Regions from separate parts of the Homo sapiens genome. Here region 2 is linked to region 1. Evidence: chromatin loops called from intact Hi-C (ENCODE). Cell type or tissue: mucosa of descending colon. All regions are shown on one strand. Links, peaks and the distances in the headings refer to the core of each region. The heading gives the core; the rest is flanking DNA.

What was found. A loop is a pair of places that touch in the nucleus more often than their neighbours do. Peaks named below come from ENCODE experiments on the same cell type or tissue, not always from the same donor. Only the 100,000 strongest peaks of a DNase experiment are listed, where the experiment ranks them.
Region 2: it touches region 1 in a loop (6-fold over the local background); 30 of 110 quality-filtered maps call a loop at or near these places.

What each region holds. Positions count from the first base shown.
Region 1 is chr2:43,624,643-43,630,030 of GRCh38, reverse strand. No RefSeq gene overlaps it. Among named protein-coding and RNA genes, the nearest start is that of PLEKHH2, 9.9 kb to the left of the region's middle. In mucosa of descending colon, for the core only: no CTCF peak of the experiment used is centred there; no DNase peak of the experiment used is centred there.
Region 2 is chr2:43,771,901-43,777,288 of GRCh38, reverse strand. DYNC2LI1 (dynein cytoplasmic 2 light intermediate chain 1) reads right to left here and starts at 3,250. Exons shown (of 13, transcript NM_016008.4): 1 at 3,143-3,250; 2 at 390-507. The coding sequence starts at 3,150. LOC105374571 (a long non-coding RNA gene) reads right to left here and starts at 3,136. Exons shown (of 2, transcript XR_940033.2): 1 at 2,743-3,136; 2 at 2,297-2,416. It also overlaps the pseudogene RN7SKP66. RefSeq lists an enhancer at 3,315-3,364. In mucosa of descending colon, for the core only: no CTCF peak of the experiment used is centred there; a DNase peak (open chromatin) is centred at 3,228; H3K4me3 peaks cover 604 bases.

The DNA.
Region 1 (5,388 bases), core at 55-5,054:
CAGTGAACAGAGGCATGGATGTGGAAGATTTTCGAAAGGAATTGAGCATGAAGGATGCCATATATGTTGTTGCCAGGGGTTGGAACACAGCGGTTAGAGACCAGGTTGTTCATGCCTGGCACAACCTCTGGCCTGTGACTATGTTTGGCAATAATGAACAAGGTGACGACTTTGAAAGATTCTCTATGTCAAGTGAGAAAAATACGATGTCCAACCTCTTTTCATATGTGAAAAATATACCTTCAGAGTCCAGCAGTAAGCTAGAAGTGGATATTGAAGAAGTTTTTAACATCGATAATGAGGCTTCAGTTGTTTATTCATTGACCGATGGTGAAATAGCTGATATGGTTCTGAATCAAGGTGATCGTGACAATGGTGACAATGAAGATGACATTGTTAACACTACAGAATAAGTGCCAAGTGACATGTGACATGGTGGAAATTTGTGATGGGCTTATTAAAGGACTAGAGTAGTGTGCATTCATAAGAGAACAAAAATTGTGTTTGCTTATAAAATCGAAGAGAAACTTTTCAGACAAAAACCATTGTCAATAAAGTAGATGACTTTGGGGATAATATTTTTTAAAAAACCATCCAGCAAAAGGTCTCCTCATTACTAGAGGGCCACTTCCTGGTCCCTAAACTGGTTCTAATGTTTCTTCTCACCTAAAGAACAATAAAATACAGTGTACAGTAACCTTTTAATCAAACACAGCATAGCAGGTGGAGGCTGAAAGCCCACCATCGTTTGTTGTTGCTGTTGTTTCACAGCTGACCCAGGTATTCTGGTAAGGCTACTATACTGCTTAGTTACCCTGAATACATCATTTTTTTCACTGTGTTAGTGACATGGCATTTTTTCCCTATTAAATAAGTATGTGAAAATAAGTATAAGGAAGTGATTGCTTGTCGGTAGCATATAAAATCAGAGTCAGGAATGATGGTGATGCCAAACAGCCACAGATTGTCCATACAGGTAACTGAGATTGAGCCAACTTTGCTTTCTGATAGTCCAGTGTAAACCAGCTTTGTTTCATGCATTTGAAATATTGCATAAGTTATTTTAAATATCTTATTAAATTAAAATACTGTATAAAATTAACCTTCAGGCTATGTGTATAAGGTATATGTGAAACATAAGTGAATTTCATGTTTAGACTTGGGTCACATCCCCAAGATATCTCATTATGTATATGCATATATTCCAAAATCCAAAAAATTCCCAAACCTGCAACACCTCCAGTCCCAAGCACTTTAGATAAAGAATACTCAACCTGTGTTTGATTGCACTGTACCGAATGAAGTACAATACTAGTGTATTTGGTGGGTATTAGAAACTTGCATAAAGCATTTTTTTGAAAAATAGGAGATACACAGCAGGTCAATCCCAAGAGTTAAGGTTAGGAGGACTAGGCAGTTGAAGCCAGGGAAATGAAAAAATGCAAGAGGGCAATGTGTAGGAACAGAACAGCCAATGACATGCTGAACTCAGGAGGTTGGGGTCTCTCTGAGCTTAGCTGAAATAACGTGAGATAACTTGGCAGCAACATTTTGAACAAACAATCCAAATGAAAAAGTAATTACTTGCATCCTTGTTTTCAATAATTCTTTTCCTTTACTTAATCAAATTCATATGGTGGCCTTGTACTTTGAACTTTAGTGCTATGTTACTCTGTTATATACTCAAATCAATATAAAAACCTTTTTCTTAAGAGTCCCATAGCCATATTTGCATCACAATATTTTGTTTCCTGATTCTACAGCAATATAAACTCATTTTTACTGGAAAATATAAAAAGATAGAAAGAACAAAGATAACCTAAATAAACCACAGGCAGTCTTCATAAACAATTTTACATTTTGTTGTCTTTCAGTCTTTTTTCTGTACATATACTTATTTCCCTTAAAATATGGGATTATGCTGAATTCTTACTTTTATCAGGCTTTTATAGTTAACATATTATTGTGAGCATTTTCCTTGTCATTAAGTATTATTTGAAAATGTTTTTCATGATTGGTTAATAGTCCATCCTAAGATTTTATCCTAGTGTATTTAAGCATTTAATATTGTACAGTTAGATTGTTTTAAATTTTTAATTAGTATAAAAACAGCATAACTTTTTCCAAACTTTCATGTTTTCCTAATAGTCTTTCGGAAGACTTTTTTATGGTGGCTTTGATGAGATATCACTCATATACTACACAATTCACCCCTTTAAAGTGTATAATTTAATAGTTTTTAGTATATTAACAGAAGTGTGCAACCACTATCATAATCAATCTTAGAACATTTTCATCAACCTAAAAAGAAACCTTGTATACTTTAATCATCACCTCTTAATCCTCCCATTCCCCTCAACCCTAGGCAACCACTAATCCACTTCCTGCTGCTATCGGTTTGCCTATTCTGGGCATTTCATGCAAATTGAACTGTATAATATGTTGTCTTTTGTGACTGGATTTTTCACTTAGCTATTATTTTTAAGGTTTATCCATGTTGTAGAATTTATCAGTAATACATTCCTTTTTATGGTTAAATAATATTCCATTATATGGATAGATCACAGTTTGTTTATCCCATTCAGCAGTTAATGGACATTTATTTGGGTTCTTTTGACTTTTTAGCTATATAATGAATGTTGCTATAAACATCTCTGTACAAATTTTTGTGTGGACATATATTTTCATTGCTTTGGGTATATCCTACAAGTGGAATTCCTGGGTCATAGGAACTTTATGTTTAACCTTTCGAGGAACTTCCAGACTGTTTTTCAAAGTGGCTGCACCATTTCGCAATTCCCCTAGCAGTGAGTGAGGATTTCACTTTCACCACAACCTCATCAATACTTGTTATTATGTGTCTTTTTATTACAGTCATCCTAATGGTTGTGAAGTAGTATGTCATTGTCTTTTTTATTTGCATTTCCCTAACAACTAACAATGTTAAGCATCTTTTCATGTACTTATTGTCCATTTGCATATCTTCTTTGGAGAAAGTCTATTCAGGTCATTTGCTAATTTTTCATTCGAGTTATCTTTTTTTTTTTTTTTTTTTTTTTTTTTGAGATGGAGTTTCGCTCTTTTCCCCCAGGCTGGAGTGCAATGGTATGATCTTGGCTCACTGCAACCTCTGCCTCCTGGGTTCAAGTGGTCCTCCTGCCTCAGCCTCCCAAGTAGCTGAGATTAAGGCACCTGCCACAATGCCTGGCTACTTTTTGTGTTTTTAGAAGAGACAGGGTTTCACCATGTTGGCCAAGCTGGTCTTGAACTCCTGACCTCAAGTGATCTGCCCACCTCGGCCTCCCAAACTGCTAGGATTACAAGCATGAGCTGCTGCACCTGGCTGGAGTTATCTGTCTTTTTATTATTGAGTTGTAAGAGTTCTTTATGTATCTTAGATACAATTCCCTTATCAGATACAGGATTTGGAAATATTTTCTCCTATTCTGTGTGTTGTCTTTTTACCTTCTTTCTTTCTTCTTCTTTTTTTTTTTTTTTTTTTTTTTTTTGAGACAGAGTCTTGCTCTGCTGCCCAGGCTAGAGTGCAGTGGCACAATTCTGCCTCACTGCAGCCTTGACCTCTTGCCTCCTGAGCTCAAGTGATCTGCCTGGCTAATTTTTGTATTTTTGGTAGAGACTGGATTTTGCCATGTTGCCCAGGCTGGTCTCGAACACCTGGGCTCAAGCGATCTACCCACCCCAATCGCTCAAAGCACTGGGATTACAGGTGTGAGCCACTGCGCCCGGCCTTTACTTTCTTGATGGTGTCCTTTGAAGGACAATATTTTTAAATTTTGACAAATTCCAGTTTATCGGCTTTTTCTTTTGTCATTGGTGCTCTAGGTGTCATATCTAAGAAACAGTTGCCTAATGCAAGGTCATGAAGACTTATGCCTATTTTCTTCTAATAGTTTTAGAGCTATTGCTCTTACATTTAGGTATTTGATTCATTTTCCCCATTATTTTTTATATATGGAATGAGATAGGGGTTCAAATTCATTCCTTTGTATATGGATATCCAGTTGTTCCAGTATCATTTGTTGAAAAGACTGTTTTTTCTCCATTAAAAGTTCTTTGTAGGCTGGGCGTGGTGGCTCATGACTGTAATCCCAGCACTTTGGGAGGCCGAGGCAGGCGGATCACCTGAGGTCAGGGGTTGGAGACCAGCCTGGCCAACATGGTGAAACCCTGTCTCTACTAAAAATGCAAAAATTAGCCAGGCATGGTGGCATGCACCTGTAATCCAAGCTACTTGGGAGGCTGAGGCAGGAGAATAGCTTGTACCTGGGAGATGGAGGTTGCAGTGAGCTGATATCGCGCCACTGCACTCCAGCCTGGGTGACAGAGCAAGACTCCCGTCTCATAAAAAAAAAAAAAAAAAGTTGTTTGTATGTATCCTGTTGAAGATCAACTAACTGTCAATATGAGGCTTTATTTCTGCACTCTCAAGTCTATTCCATGGATATATATGTCTGTCTTTAAGTCAGTACCACACTGTCTTGATAACTAGCTTTGTAGTAAGCTTTGAAATTGCAAAGTCTTCCAAAAGATGGCTTTTAACACAAAAAACTCATTGCAGATAACAATAATGCCTATTTATATGTGCTTTACAGTTTTCAAAAATTTTTAAAAATATGATGTTCTTAAATTCTCACAATCGGTTGGTGATGTGAGTAAGGCAAATATTTTAGGTTCCTTTTACAGACAAATACTTACGCCCAAGGCCATGGCATCAACTGAAAACACACCCCAGACTAGAACCTAAGCCTCTGATGTAATACTCTCTTCCCTTTTCTATTCTTTCTGTTTTCTGTCTTCTTGGATGTTGGTATTAAGTCCATAGGACATTTTATCCTATAATTTATATTAATAAAATATTTTATAGAAACAAAAATTCAAAAATACAGTTGCTCAGGCTTTCCAAAATTATAAGTGTAATGTGGTTGCAACTACTTTCTTTGATAAATAACCAGTCTAAGAACAATCTATTTTAGTTCGGGTTCCCACAAGAGAATCTCAGAGACAAGGATTTGGGTGCAAGCAGTCTATTTGAGAAATGGTTACAGGAGGGAGTGGGGAAGTGAAGAAGGGGTGGAAGGAAAGCCAGTAAGTGTACACTAATTAATTAATGAAGGGTAATTAATTACTCCCTGGACAACTGGGGCTCTTCTCACTGAGTCTCTCTTCTGAACTGCCTTTATGCGAATGTCCTTCATTTTGGGTTCTAAGTCTAACTGGATTTAACACTCTAGGAGGAAAGAATCTTATATGAACTTCACATCATTAAAATCTGATGGTCAATTCTCAGTTCTAACCTTAGTTGATGGAACAGAAGCATTTGACATGGTTGATTGTTCCCAATTGAAAAAGAGAAAAACCGTCCTTAAA
Region 2 (5,388 bases), core at 228-5,227, 150 kb before region 1:
ATATCATTGACACAGTTCAATTATTCCTTTAATGAGATTTCTAAAAGTAAAGTAACAATCTAAAATATAAAATTGTTAAGATACTGACTTACTGATTTAGAGACTGACTTAGATATTTACATGAATCCTAGCTTTTACACTCAATTGTGGTAGAAGACCTGAATATTTTCAAATCATGAAATAAAAAATAGTTTAAATATATTTTTCTAAAATTTTGTTTACTATTATAGTTTTTCCTAGATTAATAATAAGCACTTTTTAATTCATGCTAAACCAGATTGGTCATCTGGTTAAAGTGTTGAAGTATCTACATTTTAATCAAAGTATTAACAGATATTTTACCAATGGTTGTTAAATCATCACAATAATTGAAAAAAAGAAAGCATTACCCCATTTTTACTGCCAATGAAGAAAACAAATTTTTCTGCAATTTCAGCTCCATCACCTTCACTTCCATTAATTCCCCTTTTTTCCACTTCAGCTTTTGCAATTTCCCAGAGAGTTTCACTACATGAGAGGCAGAAAAAACAAAATTGAGGGAAAAAGAATTCTTTCAAATATTTATTTCAAGCTCAGAGAAATTTTATTTCAGTATAATTTATGAAACAAATGAACATTATTTTCTGAGGAACAATAATCTGGTAAAACATCTGAGGATTAGTCATTCTATGATTTTATTTTTCTTTTGTTGCTTTGAACTAGTTCTCTGAAGAATACTGAAATTGATAAGCAGAGCCTTTATTGCCAGGATTTGAGGCTGTCACATTTGGGTCTTCCCCTACGGTTCATAGCTGTGTATGTCAGCTTCTCAGACACATATGGAGGTACAATGACTTTGGGAATGTACAACTTGAAAACCACAAACATTTAAGTCACCTAGGAAGATGGGAAAAGTACAAAACCAGTGTATCAAATAATCTTTCCTCCCTGAAACATTTCTTTTTTGTGTTTTAGATTATGTTTTTAGGTAAAAAAAAATTTTGTTTAATATAAAAGTATATGGGAGGCTGAGGCAGGAGGATCACTTGAGATCAGCCTAGGCAATACAGGAAGATCCCATCTCTACTACTGCTACTACTACTACTACTACTAATAAATTAGCATGGGGGAGGGATAGCATTAGGAGAAATACCTAATGTAAATGATGAATTAATGGGTGCAGCAAACCAACATGGCACATGTATACATATGTAACAAACCTGCACGTTGTGCACATGTATCCTAGAACTTAAAGTATAAAAAAAGAAGAAGAAGAAAAGAAAACAAACAAAAAAAATTGGCTGAGGCTGGGAGTGGTGGTTCACACCTGTAATCCCAGCACTTTAGGAGGCCAAGGTGGGTGGATCACTTGAGGTCAGGAGTTCAAGACCAGCCTGGCCAACATGGTAAAACCCCATCTCTACTAAAAAAAAAAAAAAAAAAAAAAAAAAAAAATTGGCCAGGTGTGGTGGCGGGTGTCTGTAACTCCAGCTACTCAGGAGGCTGAGGCATGAGAATCACCTGAACTCAGGAGGTGGATGTTGTATTGAGCCAAGATCGTGCCACTGCACTCCAGCCTGGGCAACAGAGCGAGACTCTGTCTAAAAAAAAAAAAAAGAAAATAAAAAAAGAAAAAGAAAAGAAATTAGCTGGGTGTGGTGACATGCACTCGTGGTCCCAGCTACTAGGGAGGCTGAGGCAGGAGGATTGCCTGAGCCCTGGAGGTCGAGGCTGCAGTAAGCATGTTGACATCACTGCACTCCAGCCTGGGTGACACAGCAAGACCTTGTCTCCCCCCGCCAAAAAAAAACCATAAAGAAAGAAAGAAAAAAAAACCCTAAAACCACAAACATTTTGAAAACAATCCTTTCATTGATTTCTTTACACAGATATATAACTTTACACGATAAAATCATATATATATTAATTAAAGCCTAAGTGAAAATGGAATATTAAACTAAAAACTAACCATGGGCAAGACCTGATAGGTCCTAGCCTGATTCTGCTACTTCCTATGTATGTGAACTTGGGAAAACTACCTAACCTCTTTAAATCCTTCATTCCTTTATTAATTAAACAAATATTTATTGAGCACCTAATATATGCAATCCTCTGTGCTATTCCCCAGGCTCAATTGTTTCTCTATCTCTAAAAAGCCAATAAAAAAGAGTATCAGCTTTATAGGATTGTCATAATTGTTAAAATATATATGTAGTTTAGGGCATGGCCTATACAATTACAAAAATTATTGAGGGCTTGTAATTATACTATTCAAGAACCAGGAATAAGAAAAAGGGTCAAAACAGGAGTCCTTAAATGTTTGCACTAAAATTCATGCATTTATTTCACAGGTGAGCCTTCAGAACTCAGTTTCGGGCTGTTTGCTCTTCATTTACACAACATTCTTTCAAAATATGAGGATCTGCTTTCCAAATACCTAGCAGAGAGGAAAGACGGAGGTGCTGCAGTCAGCCACGACACCTGCGGAAATCGGGAAGTATAACCATAGCTTTATAACTAACCAATTATCCCTTGATGGAAAGCTGACAATTCTCCACACTATCCCAAGGAGAGAAAAAGATTTATCCTGCTCTGTGATGCACTCCCTGACCCCTCTCCCCGACGTGCTTAAGCATAAATTGTTGAGAAAAGGTTTAGGAATATCTTGTGAACAGGTAATTAAAATGAATATCATAGAATTGAACAGCTAGAATATAGTTTACAAACCCTCTCCCGTTTCCCCCCTTAAAAGTGATGTTATACTTTCCACAGTGCCTTCCAAGTTTCCCCTCGCTTATTACTGCGAACCCCCGCACCAGGAGGGGAGGCCCCTGGGGAGAGGAGGCTTTGTGGTCTAGCTCATCGCCGAATGTCCTGCTCCGGAAGTAGTCTCTGGCCTGCAAGAAACTTTTATTCAATCATTGAATGGGTGGAGTTGCTGATCTTTCCAAATCTCTCACTTTTCTACCTAGGGAACTTTCTTTTCTTTCCTGTTTGCGGCAGAATCTTTATGCTCAAGGCTGATTCCTAGGTCCCCGACCCTGCATATCCTGGTGGCAAGTAGCCACCCCCACAATCTTCCAACAGCTGGTCCCGCCTGGGCTTCCTCTCTCCAGGAATACTCTCAGTAGCCTTTCCCACGCAAGCCGGGTTCAGGGAATACCTGGGCATCGTCGACGGCCTGGCTGCCGCAAACGTCACAGGCTCGGAGTAGTGACCAGCCTAGAATCAGGCGGCGAGCTCCGCAAGGAGTCTGGGAGTGAGGCCTTCTGGGTTGCCATGGGAGCGACGTCGCGGCCGCGGTTGCGTGGGGAGACGGGCATCATGGGAAATGTAGTTTTCAGGAGTCCTTTTACATCTCATTCTCGGCCTCAAGCCTTAGGATTGCTTTTAGATCCCAAGTTAGTAACTCCTTGTTACCTCCTAGAACGAGATGATAAGGGGTTACAAACCTGGGATCTAAAAGCAATTTTCTTTTATTTTAAAATTTTTTTACTGGGTGTCAACTATATGCCAAGGGTCTCTGCTCTCTCTCTCTCTCATCTTTCACTTTTTTCTTCCCAATCGCCATGATTTAGGAATAGAGGGTGTAACAATCTCTTGAGCTGTTTTCTGCTAATTTACTAGAAGCAAGGAATATTCGGACTTTAAAATTTAAAATAAGGCACGTAATTTTAATATTTTCCAACTTTCTAGATGTTTAGTTGTTTCAAGTTTTATTCAATAGCACATTGTGTATTTATTAATAAATTAATGAAGCAAGTGCATCTCCTACATACTTCATTTACTTTGTGAATGTAGATTATTTTCTTTTGGAACTTTGTGGTCTCTTTATAGATCTGCAGGAGTGTCCAAATAAATAACGAGCATTGAAATAAATAACAATCATTGAATATGCAAGGCCCTATGCTACACAGAATAAGGAATAAAGAGATGAGTAAGAAAAGATCGCTGCCCTTAAGAAAGACACACACTCAGCTAATTATAAGCACCTAAGGAAGTGAGTGATCTAAACTATTGTATAGAGGTACAAAAATTGCATGAGGGCAAGTGACCAATTATGCCTGAAGGAGATGGTGAAACCATGGCACTGATAGTATTTGGTCTGTATTGAATGCTGAGTAGACTCAGGCTTTCTAGCCTAAGATGCCCTGAATATTTGAAGGAGATACCCTCCCTCCAGTCCTCTACTATTCGGCTTGATTTCTATGGTGCGATGTTCAAGTACATGGGCTTTGGCGTGAGATGGACCTAGGTTCAAGTTCTGACTTGGCCACGCTGGCTAAGTTGTCACATTGCCACATCGGGTAAATCACTGAATTTCTGATCCTGTAAAGCGGGAAAGATTGTGAATCTTAAATGAGATAAATGTAGGTAAAACATAACTTACGTGGGTGTCTGACACATTATAACTGCTTAATGCTTGTTATTATTGTGTGATAAGCTGCTGGTCAGCAACTTCGAACAAAGAAACACAAGGAACACATTCCTGGAAACAAGGCTGATGGTTGATAAAAGGGTGTTTATTTCAAATAAAGTCATTGGGAACAAAATCCTCCCAACACCTAGGTATATTTTGGAGACGTAAAGAACACTAAGCTGCACATAGGAAGGGAATTAATGGGAGTAGAGCTCACCGAAGAAAGGATGATTTTTCAAAGGAGGCTTATACATCTGTCATTGAATCAACAGCTATAGCCTGGTGCTAAGCCAGACTTTAAGCTCACAAACTGATATGGGACAGATTGTAATGAATTGTAATGATTTGGGTTCTAGAACTTCAGAATACTTTTGCATGCTAGTTAGGAAGGCCTGTTGATATTGATAGCAATAACGACAGCTAACATTTTTGCCAAGTGCTTGCTATGTACTGGGCACAATACTCAGTACGAGTACTTCAAAAGTACACTTGTTTGAATAACGGGGAGAGGTGTTTGAAGGAGGGAGCTTGGTAACCAGGAAAGTGAAGGTGATCCGGCTGGGCCCTGATCAGCAGCATTGATTCAGGGTTGATTCAGTTGATCTGACTGAGCAGGTGAGTTCCCCTTTCTTCCCTCATTCCTCTTGAGGCCTTCATACTTGGGCAAAGAAAGTGACTTTCCTGGGTAGATGAAGATTGTTCTTAAGGTAAGAATGGAAGGAGAAGGAGACAATTTTATGCTGCTTTCTGGATGGAATGAGCAACAGTGCAGAAGGGTAAAGGCGTGTGCAGGATGTATTTGGGAAACTGAATAGTTTGGGTTGCGATCATATAAAGTGCCTGGTGGAGCTACAGTGGAAGAGCAAACTGGGCAGGTAGATGGGGCTACTGTGAAGGATGCTGTAGTCTAGACTTTACTGTGTTGGTTATGAGAAACCAAATAGGGTTTAAAAATAGGAGTGTGCCATGATTAGACATGAATTTCAGTG